Regions from separate parts of the Homo sapiens genome. Here region 2 is linked to region 1. A link is a contact called in ENCODE Hi-C or POLR2A ChIA-PET data. All regions are on one chromosome and are shown on one strand. The core of a region is the stretch at or near the end of the contact, and the rest is flanking DNA. Distances in the headings are between cores, read along the strand shown.

What was found. Hi-C counts contacts between places; a loop is a spot of excess contacts on that map. ChIA-PET counts read pairs that join two places held with the same protein, here RNA polymerase II (POLR2A). Pooled maps may share reads with other maps.
Region 2: a map of heart right ventricle shows a loop between it and region 1 (14-fold over the local background). The contact joins two enhancer-like sites. A Hi-C loop is called at or near these places in 5 of 168 maps with a recorded cell type or tissue (CD4-positive, alpha-beta T cell, CD8-positive, alpha-beta T cell, HepG2 and 2 more), 5 of 37 single-sample maps with no recorded cell type and 13 of 50 pooled maps. POLR2A ChIA-PET finds 5 or more read pairs at or near these places in 14 of 52 experiments (CD4-positive, alpha-beta T cell, CD4-positive, alpha-beta memory T cell, CD8-positive, alpha-beta T cell and 10 more).

What each region holds. Positions count from the first base shown.
Region 1 is chr11:14,575,046-14,582,812 of GRCh38, reverse strand. It overlaps a transcript of PSMA1 not described here. Among named protein-coding and RNA genes, the nearest start is that of PSMA1, 59 kb to the right of the region's middle. Within about 2 kb of position 4,157, at least 10 of the 41 ENCODE cell types and tissues checked have a DNase peak (open chromatin) inside an H3K27ac peak, as active enhancers do.
Region 2 is chr11:14,611,188-14,618,954 of GRCh38, reverse strand. It overlaps a transcript of PSMA1 not described here. Among named protein-coding and RNA genes, the nearest start is that of PDE3B, 29 kb to the left of the region's middle. Within about 2 kb of position 6,159, at least 2 of the 41 ENCODE cell types and tissues checked have a DNase peak (open chromatin) inside an H3K27ac peak, as active enhancers do.

The DNA of each region.
Region 1 (7,767 bases), core at 2,908-5,407:
ACGCCTGTAATCCTAACACTTTGGGAAGCCGAGATGGGTGGATCACTTGAGGTCAGGAGTTTGAAACCAACCTGGCCAACATGGTGAAACCCCATCTCTACTAAAAAGTACAAAAAAAAAAAAAAAAATTAGCTGGGCCTGTTGGCGTGTGCCTGTAATCCCAGCTACTTGGGAGGCTGAGGCAGGAGAATTGTTTGAACCTGGGAGGCAGAGGTTGCAGTGAGCCAAGATGGCGCCACTATACTCCAGCGTGGTGATAGAGTGAGACTCCATCTCAAAAAAAAAGAAAAGGAAGAAATGTATGAAGTGGATATTTGCTAGGGGTTTTTTGGTTGTTGTTGTTGTTGTTGTTTTGTTTTTGCTTGCCCTGTGTCCAGAGGTGGATTATATTGTGAAACTAACAAAGCTTAAGCTTCAGAAGCCTTCAGTTGCATGGGAGGTGCTGGGAGTTATGGAGTATTCTAGGTGGGGAGAGAAAGCCAGGTTACAATCAACAAGCATTTATATATTAGCATTTCTGGTAAATTGTCTAAATCGATCTAAGAAGTAAAGAACCTAAATCTCCAAGAGTTCAATAATTTGTTGGGATTTATTTTCTCATTCTAAATAAAACCAACTTTTATACCTGTTTTTAAATTTGTATTTTTTTTAATTAAAGAAGACCCCAAAATTATAAGGCTTTCAGTTCCATAAAATCTGAATCTATCCCTATCTGCCTCAATTGCCTTTCTTCTGCAGATCAAGGTAACCAAACCTTGATTTGCCTTTGTGGAAAGGTTTTCTGCTCACTCAGCAGTAGACACATGATCCAGGTTCAGGAATAAGTACGTGATCCAATTTGGGCTAATAAGAATCAGGGGCAAAGTTTTTGCTGGACCTTCTACTGGGGTTATTAAGTTGAAAGTTACTAAGTTGTGTGGAAATGCAAGTGTGGCATTGCCAACAACCATCTTGCTTCTATAAGAGGAAACTGCCTGCGAATAAAATTCGTATAGAAGAAAGCAGAGCTAAGGGATATAAAGAAGCCAAGTCTTAATAATGTGACTTTGCAACCCTGAAACAATACTGAAGTTACTACAGATAATCCTGGGCTTTTCAGACAGACAAATCAATAAAAACCTCTTTTTTTCTTAAGCTATTTTGAGTTGGGTTCTGGCAGTTGCAACTGAGTCTTGACTAATACAGGTCCTTATATGCTGGAAAAATAATTATTATTATTTCAACTCAGAAGGTGATTTTTTTAGTGTATTTGCCTCTGAATAGTTATAACATAGATAACACTTACTGATCACTCTTATTAAGGGTTTTACTCATATTAGCCCATCTGAATCTCAAAAGCAACCTCATGAAGTATGTACTGGTATTATCATATCCATTTTACTAAAGAGGAAATCGAAGGCACATAGAAGTTAATTAACTTGTCTAATTGGTGTACACTTTGGTTTTAGACCTTGGATTCCTAACTGTTACACTGTGCTGCTTGAGCCAACTGATTCAGATGATACTAACATCCTTTTAAGAAAAGCTCTCATACCAAGACTTCATTAGAGGTTGCCAGCCTATGAATTATATGCCCTTAGAACAAATGCAAGGGTGGGCAATGTAGTTCACTTTCGTCAGAATTGGCTGAGAATGACAGCTACCAAGAATATAGTAGACTATTCACCAGCCAATATATGTACACCAGCCAATGGGACCCAACATCAAATCCCTCTTTTCTTATTTGGGAACTTTCTAAAGGTTCTCTCATATGTGTTTCCCTTTGTCCTCTTTCCCTCGATTCATCCCATAACTACATAGCTCCCTGGTGTCAGTATGACACTTTCTATCTGTAGTTCATCTGTCATTCCTATCACTCCTGATGTGTTGCCACTGGTATTAAGGGGAATCCCAACACGATTCCACTTCAGTAGTTTCCATGCTGAAGATGGGAGAATGAACTGAGGGCTCCTAATCTTCTTAAACAACCCCCATTATGCCTCCAAACTGGATAATCTCTCAGTTTCCTACAATTCCCTCTTCTTGTGCCTCTTCCAGACTTACTCCCTTGTGTTCTTCTCTGCCTATGGCTCCAGTCTGACAGGCTTAAGATCTAAAGCCTGGATCCCACTATCACCAAACCAAGTATGTATTTCAGACTTGAAGCCATAATGATCTGATCCTTTCATTTTTCAGCAAATGTTTATTAAGCACTTACTAGGCACTGGAGATTTAGGGATGAGTATGACACAGTTTTATCTTTCTAGAAGCTCTCAAAGTACTGGACTCAGGGGAAGTTAAGATGGGACACAAGGCCAACAGTTCCTATGAATGGAGTGACTTAGAATCACAGCAGAGGCAGATGCCAACTTATTGAAGAGAATAAGGAGGCTTTTTAATGCAGGACAGAAGATGGAGTGGCAGGAAAAGTGGTCTTGAGGTGTAGCAGGAATTATCCAGCAGAGAATAGCATTCCAAGCAGATGGAACAGCATGTTCAAGGCTAGGAAGGCAATAAAGGATAAGACGTGTTTGAGAAATAGCAAGAATTTTAGTATGGCAGGAGCAGACAGTCTTTGAGGGAGAGTGGTGAGAGATGATTCTAAAATAGTAGGTAGAAGCCAGCTTGTGAAATCCTTGTGTGTTGTGTTCTGGAATCTGAAAATCATCCATTATTCATAGACAGCCAATGAGATCTCAAGCGAGAGTGACATGATTACATTTGTATTGCAGACAGATCACATGAGCAACAGTGTCGCTCTCTTGTAGTAATCAGATCTTTCTTTCCAGCCCTGCTCTTTGGATTTGAGGTTCTTCAGATCAACCCAATTTGTGGCCTCCATTATCACTGCAGACAGATTTTTCTCTCCCTTTCCTCAGCACACAATCAGTGTACCTTGAAGTTCCCTCTTACCCATCCATCAGCCTGGGAATGGCATTTCCTCAGAGAAGCAATTCTCAAACACATGTGGGTGTGTAGCTTGTAGGAAGGATATATCATGTTCACTTGGAGGGCATTTTCAAAGTACATGTGCCTTTGCATCACATGCCCCTCTTGCTCTGAAATTCTAATAGGCCAAAGGTTTGAGGGGGGTTTCTAGGGGAACTAGCATTTTGTAAAAGTTTATTCTTTTAAAGAATAGAGATCTAGACATGGAAACTCTAATCAAGACATACTCCTCTCAATTCCTTAGTTGTTATTAAAATACTACAAAATCTGCATTTATATTATAATAGTGACACCTCTTATAGTTGGTCGAAAGTTGGCCCCAAAAAGGATGTGTCCATGTCCTAATACTTGGCCCCTGTTAATGTTACCTTATTTAAAAAAAAAAAAAAAAAAAAAAAGTCTTTGCAGCTGTAATTAAGTTAAGGATCTTGAAATGAGATCATCCAGATGGATTTTAAATCCAATTCCAAGTATCCTTATAACAGACAGAAGAGTAAAAGACAAAGACAAAGAGGAAAGGCCATATGAAGATGAAGGTAGAGATCGCCGTTACGTAGCTAGAAGCCAAAGAATGCCTGGAGACATCAGAAGCTGGACAAGGCAAAGAAGCATTCTCTTCTAGAACCTTCAGAAGGATCATGGCCCTGCCAATACCTTGATTTCAGACTTCTGTCCTCTAGAATAGTAAAAGGATAGATTTATGTTGTTTTAAGTCACGAGGTTTGTAGCAATTTGTTATGGCATCTCTAGAATGTCAACATACCTTCTTTCTAATAGGTTATACCTAATAGTTACTTTTAAGAGAGGAGACAGTTTCCAAAGTGTTGTATAATAGCATGATGTAAATGAATTTAGGCCAGGTAACTTAATCCCTTTGAGCTGGTTTCTTCACCTAATCCCATCCTCACAGAATGTTGAGATGATTCAATGAGATAAAATAAAACTACCCAGCAGACAACTGGCAAAAACCAGGCTCTAAAGGAAGTATCTATTTGAGAATAGGACTCAACACATGTTGCATAGACACTCTGGTGAAACAAGCTCTCCCAGGAGAAGGCCGGGATAATTAACATGCAATGTCTGGGCCTCTATCAGAATCTCTTTTACATGTAACCACTTACACCCATCTGGTATCAGCTCTTGTTTGTCACCAACTAACCACTGCCCTCTCCTGCAACCTTCTCTACTTCCTGTTTACGTAGATAGCTGCTTCCTGACTGACGAAACTGAATGGTTTCAGCCAGACTGCTTTTCCCCTGGACCCATGCCAAGAATACCTTCTTTACTTTGCATTTCTCATTCTGCTTTCTTCTTATAGTAGAAGCCATCATATTAATGAGTTGCAAACTGCTGCCCTGAGCTATTCCCAGCTAATCAGTTAGTCTTCTTCCTAGCTATTGGATTAAATCAGATGAACACAAGTAATAACACGTCAGGTATCATGTCTGTATCAAGAAATTTGTCCATCCTTTCTTGCTCCAGCCCTGCCAAGCTACTGACAATGATGCTTTTTTCATTTAACTGGACAAGTCATAATGCTGACACTCTCAAGCCCAGCCCTGTCCTGTTTATGTGAAGCAATTCTAACCAAGGCCAGCAGGACAACAAACAATAGGGTTAAACTTGACCAGAACTCCAGATTGGGAGACTATTTTTTTTTAATTATACTTTAAGCTCTGGGGTACATGTGCAGAACATGCAAGTTTGTTACAAAGGTATACACTTGCCATGGTGGCTTGCTGCACCCATCAACCCGTGATCTACATTAGGTATTTCTCCTAATGCTATCCCTCCCCTAGCCCCCAACCCCCCAACAGGCCCCGGTGTGTGATGTTCACCTCCCTGTGCCCATGTGTTCTCATTGTTCAACTCCCACTTATGAGCGACAACATGTGGCTGTTTAAATGATCTAATTTGTGGTTCTCAATATGAGTGAATATGCAAATCATGTTAGAGGCTCTTTCAAACAAACAGATAAACAAATATTTGGAACATGAGTTAGGCATGGATTTTTTTGTTAACTCCTAAGTGGGATAATAACTTTTCCCTCAACTCCAGGCTTATCATCCTTAACACAATAGTTAAGGATGTGAACACTGGAGCCTGACTGTCTGGGTTCAAATTCTGGCTTTGCCACCCATAAGCTGTGTGGCCTTGAGCATGTCACCTAACCTCCTTTGCCTCAATTTCCTCATCTGTAAAACAGTTGTAATAATACCTACATTTGCCAGGGAATTGTGAGGAATAAATAAGTTAACTTGTGAAGAGCACTTAGGCTATATAAATGCTATTATTACTATTACTTTTATTGTTGTTTTATAACTTCTCTGGAGAGACAGGAAGTTGGTCAGAGGGTGAGATGCCTGAATTAGTGATTTCAAGATGAGGCAGGTTGAGGTGATGTGAGGGTTCACAGTATGACAGTGGAAGTGGATAGCAGAGGTAGAATGGAGGAAAGATCATCATTGGAAGGAGAAAATTAGTAGTAGTATTAAAGCATGTTCTTTATGAGACTGGAGTACCTGAGTTCAGATCCTGCCTTCACTACTTAATGGCAGCGCAACCATGAGCAGATTACTTAATTGTTTTCTCATCTGTACCACTACAGAACCATGAGCAGATTTCTCCTCTGTAAAATGAAGATAATAATAGTGACCTATCTTATAGGGCTTTCATGGAATCAAATAAGTTAGTAAATAACATACTGATTTCTTAGAACAGTGACTGGCATTTAGCAAGTGTTAGCTCAGGATACAAAAGCAATGTGCAAAATCACAAGCATTCTTATACACCAATAACAGACAAACAGAGAGCCAAATCATGAGTGAACTGCCATTTACAGTTGCTTCAAAGAGAATAAAATACCTAGGAATCCAACTTACAAGGGATGTGAAGGACCTCTTCAAGGAGAACTACAAAACACTGCTCAACGAAATAAAAGAGGACACAAAGAAATGGAAGAACATTCCATGCTCACGGATAGGAAGAATCAATATCATGAAAATGGCCATACTGCGCAAGGTAATTTATAGATTCAATGCCATCCCCATCAAGCTACCAATGACTTTCTTCACAGAATTGGAAAAAACTACTTTAAAGTTCACGTGGAACCAAAACAGAGCCTGCATTGCCAAGACAATCCTAAGCCAAAAGAACAAAGCTGGAGGCATCATGCTATCTGACTTCAAACTATACTACAAGGCTACAGTAAACAAAACAGCATGTCACTGGAACCAAAACAGAGATATAGATCAATGGAACAGAACAGAGCCCTCAGAAATAATACCACACATCTACAACCATCTGATCTTTGACAAACCTGACAAAAACAAGAAATGGGGAAAGGATTCCCTATTTAATACATGGTGCTGGGAAAACTGGCTAGCCATATGTAGAAAGCTAAAACTGAATCCCTTACTTACACCTTATACAAAAATTAATTCAAGATGGATTAAAGACTTAAATGTTAGACCTAAAACCATAAAAACCCTAGAAGAAAACCTAGGCAATACCATTCAGGACATAGGCATGTGCAAGGACTTCATGACTAAAACATCAAAAGCAATGGCAACAAAAGCCAAAATTGACAAATGGGATCTAATTAAACTAAAGAGCTTCTGCACAGCAAAAGAAACTACCATCAGAGAGAACAGGCAACCTACAGAATGGGAGAAAATTTTTACAATCTACCCATCTGACAAAGGGCTAATATCCAGAATCTACAAAGAATTTAAACAAATTTACAAGAAAAAAACAAATATACAAGAAAAAATCAAACAACCCCATCAAAAAGTGGGCAAAGGATATGAACAGACACTTCTCAAAAGAAGACATTTATGCAGGCAACAGACACATGAAAAAATGCTCATCATCACTGGCCATCAGAGAAATACAAATCAAAACCACAATGAGATACCATCTCACACCAGTTAGAATGGTGATCATTAAAAAGTCAGGAAACAACAGGTGCTGGAGAGGAGGTGGAGAAATAGGAGCACTTTTACATTGCTGGTGGGACTGTAAACTAGTTCAACCATTGTGGAAGACAGTGTGGTGATTCCTCAAGGATCTAGAACTAGAAATACCATTTGACCCAGCAATCCCATTACTGGGTATATACCCAAAGGATTATAAATCATGCTGCTATAAAGACACATGCACACGTATGTTTATTGCGGCACTATTCACAATAGCAAAGACTTGGAACCAACCCAAATGTCCAACAATGATAGACTGGATGAAGAAAATGTGGCACATATACACCATGGAATACTATGCAGCCATAAAAAAGGATGAGTTCATGTCCTTTGTAGGGACATGGAGGAAGCTGGAAACCATCATTCTGAGCAAATTATCCCAAGGACAGAAAACCAAACACCGCATGTTCTAACTCGTAGGTGGGAATTGAAGAATGAGAACACATGGACACAGGGTGGGGAACATCACACACTGTGGCCTGAGGTGGGGTGGGGGTAGGGGGGAGGGATAGCATTAGGAGATATACCTAATGTAAATGACGAGTTAATGGATGCAGCACACCAACATGGCACATGTATACATATGTAACAAACCTGCACATTGTGCATATGTACCCTAGAATTTAAAGTATTATAATTAAACTATAATAAATTTTTTTAAAATTTAAAAAAAGAAATTTATTCTGCTGGATACCCTAAATCATCTCCCCCAGGTTCAAAGTTCCACAGATCTCTAGGGCAGGGGTAAAATTCCGCCAGTCTCTTTGCTAAAGCAAAGCAAGAGTTCATCTCCAGTTCCCAACAAGTTTCTCATCTCAATCTGAGATCACCGCAGCCTGGGACTTCATTGTCCATATCACTA
Region 2 (7,767 bases), core at 4,910-7,409, 34 kb before region 1:
TCAACCCAAGAATTATTATTCTAGTAGCTTAAAGATATGCCTGTATAAGATCATCTGTTACAGAACTTAAATCCAGTGAGAAAATGGATGCAAAAATACTTTATAAACTGTAAAATCATACACAAATGTGAGCAAATGTCACTGTTACTTACTGTTTAGTATCCTTCAGGGAATAGTTTCTGAATTTGTGAATCAAACTTTGAAAAACAGTATGAACTTAACTCATTGGAATAGTAGGACCATGAAAGGAATAATAAATGGAAGCCAGTTAACAACAAGTTGTCATTTGTCTATAATGTAATGCAGTAGGAGTTCAGTTTTGGAAAACCAGGCCTTGGTGACATCTTTAAAATACTAATTTTTGTGTCCTGGTTTATAAATGACAATTCCTTTAGATGCTTAGGATTTGGATAATTCCATATAGTATTCCCAGAAATATGTGTTACCAGGTACAAAACATACAGGCTTGATTGTTCAAGGAAACATGTATTACATTTGGATAACTCTACTGAGAGGCTAAAATAACTGATTCATTTTTGAAGTGACCATTGATAGTAAACTTCAGCAGTTCTAGAAGAGGCAATAAACATATCAGGGCAATTTGACAGGCTACTGTGGTTCAAACAGATGTTAGTGGTAGCCAAAGTTCACAAATTATGTCAATGAAGCTGGATTCCATTAAGTCAATCAGTAACTAAGGAAATAGTTAATTGAGATACAATCACAAGCTAGAAAAGCAGGATAAATTAAAGAAGTAAGAGGAATAATCACATTTCTCGATAATTACATGCTATCAGACAGCAGAATCTGATGTCTGGAAGATAAAGCAGGCATATTTCAAAAATGGAAAAGGAGGCCATAGGCTAGAGCATGAGTAATTCCATAAAAGCGGTCAAATGGGAATCTTTCTGAAAAGCAAATGATGTCCTCACAGAAGGAAATTGCCTAAAAACTACTAGAACATAGTTTCTATGCTACAAACATAATCTGGCCAAAGTCATCAGCTAGTAAGTTGCAAAATAGATTTTCAAAACCAGGTTGACACCAAAGCCCATGTCCTCCACACTGTACTTCTCTCTCCTAGGCAAGGAATAATCAAGGTATGTGCCAAGCTCCCAGGCTGTGTTGTTCCTTACACCTCTCCTGATTCCAGTTTCAGTAAAGCCATGAGTCACAGCAGCGGTAACAGTAAGAAGCTTTCAGCTTGTCCAGCTCACTTGTTAACCCCATATACACACACACACACACACACACACATATATATATATACGTATATATATGTATATATATATTTCAAAAAAAAAGGACAATAAAGAGGCTGAAGATGAACTCAAACCAAGTAGCTGATTTTCTGAAGCAGCTAACCTATTTCTGAGCTAACAGTCTTAGTGTGTATTAAATTCTTACTTCTGTATTCTCTCAGAATTAGAGAGAAATGTCTATTCACTCTTTCATTTAACAAGCAATTATTGAGTGCTTACCCTGTGCCAGTCACTGGAGAAACAGAGATTAATAGAAAAAGATTTCTGCTGTTAAGAATCACATGGTTGAGGAAGGAAGGGGGAAGTAGAAACAGACAAGCAAATGATTATAGTACAATGTAGCATTGATATTGAGAACTAAAAAAAGAAATTAACAGTAATAAATATAGGGATGCTACATTGGGGGAAATATCCCTTCCCAATTTTTGGTGTTTCCTTCCAGATGGAGAAGATTCCACTAGTGTGGTATTCCCTAAACTTTGTCCACCCCTCAACTCTTTCCTTCCCAGAGAAGGAGAAATTACTTAATCTGATTGATTAGTATGAAAAAAGAAAGTGGGCATGCAACACAAGCCCCTTATTTTCTCCCTCCACACCCACTCTCAGCAGGCAGCCTGAAAAGAAGATAACTTCTGTTCTTCCATGCCCTGTGTTTTTCACAGACTGGCTTCATGTAAGGAAGCCTAGAGAAGTCCAGCACTGTCTGTGACTAGGGGTTCACTATTAGGAATCCCTTTTGTTCATAGATACAAACGACATTCTCCACCATCAGTTTAATCTGTACTAAATGTGTTATTTCTCAAGAGGCAATATAATGTAGTGGTTAGGTGCATAGACTCTGGAGCCAAACTGGTTCATACCCTGGGTTTGCTACTTAATAATAGCCATGAGACTTTGGGTCAGTTGCTTAACCTCCCTGGGGCTTCAATTTCTCCACCTACAAAATAGGGCTAATAGTATCTACTCACAGGATGATGTGAGGATTAAGTGATTTAACATATCTAAAGCACATAGAACAGTGCCTGTTACAAAATAACTTCTCCAGAAGTTTGAGCTATCATTACTATTATTATTATTTTAACCTTTATCTATTGTAATCTTATTTCTCAATTTGTTGAAAACTCAAGCAGGAAAAAGTGTTATTAATATTTATTGGGATCTGATCGGGCACAGTGGTTCACACCTGTAGTCTTAGCACTTTGGAAGGCCGAGGCAGGCAGATCATTTGGGTCAGGAGTTCGAGACCAGCCTAGCCAACATGGTGAGACCTCCATCCCTACTAAAAGTATAAAAATTAGCCGGGCATGGTAGTGCTTGCCTGTAATCACAGCTACTCAGAGGCTGAGGCACAAGAATAGTTTGAGCCTGGTAGGTGAAGGTTGCAGTGAGCCAAGATGGCACCATGCACTCCAGCCTGGGTGACAGAGCAAGACTCTGTCTCAAAAAAAAAAAAAAAAAAAACTGTTGGGATCCTCCAACTCTCACCTCCAATAGTTAGGGAAGTTTAAGAAATCTTACACAGTTCTTACAGTCGTTGCCCTTTTGTTTATAGTTCTTGGCTCTTTACTGGATGAAATTTGGAAGATTGTATCAGTAGGTGCCAGATGCCAGGCCAAGCATCTCAGACTTCAGCCCAAATTGGTTTGAGGTTGATGCCTCTGATTTCCATGGGTAAGGCAGGCAGGCAGCTCTTTACTTGATTCTCAAAGATTAATCCCATGTCCCTCAGGTTATCTGCACATTCTAGAGATCCCCTCTTGCTCTGGCCTCTGCGTGTCCTACTGCGGTCTTTGCAAAACCCTCCTAGGAAGAGAAGGCTCTTTCCCACCTAGTCACAATGATTCTTTCCCTGGATTCAGATCTGCCTTTCAGGAGTTCAATGAGGGAAACAAACAGGTAGGCTAAAACAATTGGAATACAAAGTATTAAGTACAGTTAAAAAGAGATCTAAATGGTACCACAGAAGTGGACCAGTCAGGACAGGAAACAGATGGCATACTGAAAAGGAGTGATTAAAGAGAGTTTAATAAGGAATTTATTTACAAAGGTATAGGCAGTTAAGGACAGTGAAGCATCAACAGTGAAAATTGCTCCTACACCTAGGCCTGAAGAAACAAAGGGAAAGAGCTATTACCAAACTTCAGAAAGCAAGCTATAGGAGAGAGCTACCTCACAGGAACTCTGTTTCAGGTAATGCAGCCCCTGCCAATCCAAGGCCTGGAAGAGAGGGATGTAGGAAAATATTACAATTGTACTCTTCTGTCCTCTGAGTTTCTTTCAGCGTGTCCCACTGTTCAAATCTACCAGAAAGTCAGAGGACAAGGAAACCTGTTACTGTCATCCAAAGAGGTCAACCTCTGAGGACGCAGGGCAAGTAGAGAATGCTGGAGAGGGGATCTCAAGTGGCCAGCAAAGAACAACCCAGCACAGAAGCGAAGGGACTAACACTTTCTTAAGATTTCATAAAAGACCTTTTAAAGGAGGTTATATTTGAGATAGGCACTGAAGGATAAGTAGGGGTTTACCAAATAGAGAAGTGAATAAGACATTTTAGGCAAAAGGATAGCATTGTCAATATCTCATAGATATACAAAAGAACTTGCATGGGCTATATATTCAGACAAGCAATCCCATTTGGCAGAAGCACATGATGCTTTTGGAGAGATGGGTCTGAAAAGAAAAGTTAGGATCAGATTATAAAGGCTCTTAAGTGCCATGCTAAAATGACTGGACTCGATCCTGTAGTTAATGAGGATCCGCTCAGAAACTTTCAGAGAAAGAGAGTGACATGAGCATAGTTTAAGTTAGAAAAAGATCCCTCCAATGGCAGTGTAAAGGATGGACTAGAGTACTGAAAGACTAAAGGCAGGAAGATCATTTTGGGGATCTTTGCCATAGTCCAGGCAAGATAAAGGTGAATGGAACTAAAGCAGTGGCAGTGATAAGGAAGCAAAGATTCTAGGCATTTTCTGAAGATTTAATGAACAGAACTGGATGACCTAGTAACTATGAGGAATGCAGAAAAAGGCAGGCTCTAGATGAGAATCAAATTTCTAGCTTGAGAAACTAGATCGATGGTGGTACTATTAATTAGGAGAGAAAATTCAAGCAGAGTAGCTTTGTGTGAGACTGCATGGATTTCATCTTTCTGCGTACTGAGTTTATTATGCCTATGGATCACTAACAGAAATATCTAGTTGGCAATGAACAGTAGAAGGCCAGGCTCTGAAGAGAGATCTAGGAGCCAGATATACAGTCTGAAGAAGAACAATTCATTATTTGGGGTTTTTTTTTTCAGCTTATATGAAACATATTCACCAAATTTTTCTCAACCTCTGTAACAAAGGAAAAAATGTTACTCATCATATAATGAAATAAACCACAGAGTTAGAAATAAATCCACTGATGACACTTCTTACCAGGGGAGAGTTTTTCATCTGTTTGTTAATAATAGAAACTCCTAACTCAGAATTGCATGGTAGTTTAGGAGTATTTTTTAAAAAAACAAACAACCCTCAGTTTTTAAAACTGAGTACTGTTTGCTTGTTATATTTAACACTTGGTTATTTTGTAAATAATATCCAAATTTTCCATGAAAGCTTCATTTTATTATTTAAACCCATATCCCAGTGACATGCAATTGTTCTTCAACTGAGACATTTGATAATACTGTGACAAGCAGAGTTCTTTTCTCATAGTAAGTTCAATATAAATATTTACTGGATGAATGGATAGGTAGAAGGATAAATGAAAGCAGCAGAGTGTGATAAAGTAATTTTGATTTTGTTATAAATGTGATATTCATATATAAATGTATGAAAAACTGTAATCAAGAGAATTACAAATGGTCTACTTTTGTTTCATTTGTGGAAGATGCCAGAATTATTTAGACAACTGCCTGTTTCTCCTTTGTGTCCAGAGGCCTCAACCACCTTACTTAAAAAGAACTGAAATACTGTTCTTCCAGTTCTTTGCTGTATAAAATGAGCACAGGTATAGGGTTTCACTACTTTACTTCTTTTGTGTAATTTCCTACATAATTATTTTGAAATCTCAGAAATATAGTTCTGATTATCTGAAACCAATGGAAGTCTGTCCTTAATACCACATAATGAGGCACAGTAGAACCAGTTGATTTTTGGCTGGGCACAGTGCTCACGCCTATAATCCCAGCACTTTGGGAGGCCGAGGTGGGCAGATCACCTGAGGTCAGAAGTTTGAGATCAGACTGGCCAACATGGTGAAACCCCGTCTCTACTAAAAATACAAAAAATTTAGCTGGGCATGTTGGTGCACACCTGTAATCCCAGCTACTTGGGAATCTGAGACATGAGAATCACTTGAACCTGGGAGGCAGAGGTTGCAGTGAGCCGAGATGGTGCCACTGCAGTCCAGCCTGGGCACCATCTCGGCTCACTGCAACCTCTGCCTCCCTGGAGCAAGACTCCATCTCAATTTTTAAAAAAAAATTGATTTTTAACTCCTAACTTTATACATGACCAATATGTGACTTAATAAACCTATTTAAAATTATTGACTTTATTACTGTATTTTACATTATTAACTTTATTACAGACTTTATTTGTTAAAATCCTCTATTCAAAATAACTTTAGAAAAAATGTTCTGCTTTGGTGGTTGTCCATCCAGTGAAATTTGGAATGAGTCATTAATACACTGCATAACCATGTTCCTTCCCTATCTCCATCTTAATGTAGTTCCTTGTCTTCAATGGGCACCATTGACACTGCATCTTTTATCACTCATCTGCCCAGCCCGCCCGGCCCACAAAATAAATGGAAAGATTTCTTCCTAACTCCTGCCCTTTCTAAGGAAGGAAGTATAGGCACATGGTCTAAAGAGGACTGGACCTCAAGTTAAATTATGACCAGGCCCAGTCACCCACAGATCATATGATCTCTGGGTAAACATAGCCTACTCTAAATGACTAAGTTAAAGGTAGCAGGAAGATACAGAGGATACTAAAAATGCTTGACAAATTTTAAATTTCTGTTGAATATTTAAAAAATATTTTATTTATATCTCTTTCCTAGAGGGTACAGTCTATGTCCTAGTCATCTATGTATTTTTCTTTTCACCTAGCACAATATCAGTTGCTAGTAGAATGAATTAAGAAACTGCTCCATACATTTTTTTTCTAATTTTCTGCTTTATCTAATGTTTCTTTAATGCAGATAAACTGCTTATATGATAATTAAATGTCTCTTTCCTGTTTTAAATGTATATATTTTATATAGATATATTGTACACGATAATACATATATGATCATACTTTCAATTGAAGGAAAGTAAGGAAATAGTTTAAAACTGACTTATGAATCAATACATACTACAATTTCAACATCTTATGAGAATTGTGTGTTACACTACATAATATTTAAATACAAATTATATTTTTCTGCTATTCTAAACACCATGGTTAGCAAAAACTGAAATGAATGTTTTGTTTTCCTATGACACAACTGGGTGAAAAGCAGAACTACACATAAGTTTCATAATAAAACTTCACACCACATCATACTTGTCTGTTGTCAGGTTTTGTTACATTCCTCCTAGCTCAACCAAGACTCCCTGGGGCTGGCAAACAGGGCAGAGTTTGAGTCAAAACCATGCACTTCCTTTCAGCTTTAGAGATGCACTTACAATTTTGGGGGAAACCAAAAAACAGCTGTTTTTTCCTCCAGATGTGGCAAGTCTGTCACTTTCAGTGTTTATTCCAACTCCAAACTCAGCACAAATAAAGACAATTGCCTGGGAAAGGAAGGGGATAGAGGCTGGAGAATCCAAAAGTTCTATTCCACTCAAAATAAGGTATCAATGTTACAAGACTCCCTTGAAAAGAGACAAAGTTGGGAAGATGGCAGAGCAGAAAGGGAGAGAAGGAGAGAAGAGAGAGAGAGCATGGAAGGGAGGGTGGGAAGGAGGAAAGGAAGGAACAATCTAGTGAGGAGTATGTGTCATTACCAAAGATTAGGATTAACCCAATTCTGTGGTCCTGGGATCCAACAAAAAAATGCACACCTGACCTAATTGTATTCATTTGTCAAGAGGCCGGTTCCATATCGGAGACAGGCTGTATTCATAGATGATTTTAAGGACAGTTTAAGGCATAGAGTTTTACTCTAAAAACTGAGAAACAAAAAATCCTTCATTGTAGAATTTGTTTTGTTGCCCTAGCTCTACTATTTATACTTTTCCACTTTAGCTATGCACAGAACATAGCTAATTTTCATCTCAATTTTTCAATTCTTTTGCTATATAATTGTTAACATTTATTGACCACTAACCTCATTTTAAGGACTGTGCTAAGTATTTTATATACTTTCCTGGGGAGGCACTTATTCCTCACTTTTGATATTTCCCTCCACGTGGGGAACATCCATTAGAGTAACTCTCCTGGCCTGTATCTACTTACCCCCAGGAGAGGAGAAGAGAGTTTGGTGAGTTTGAGATGAGGAACAGGATGTCTGATGAAGATCTAATATA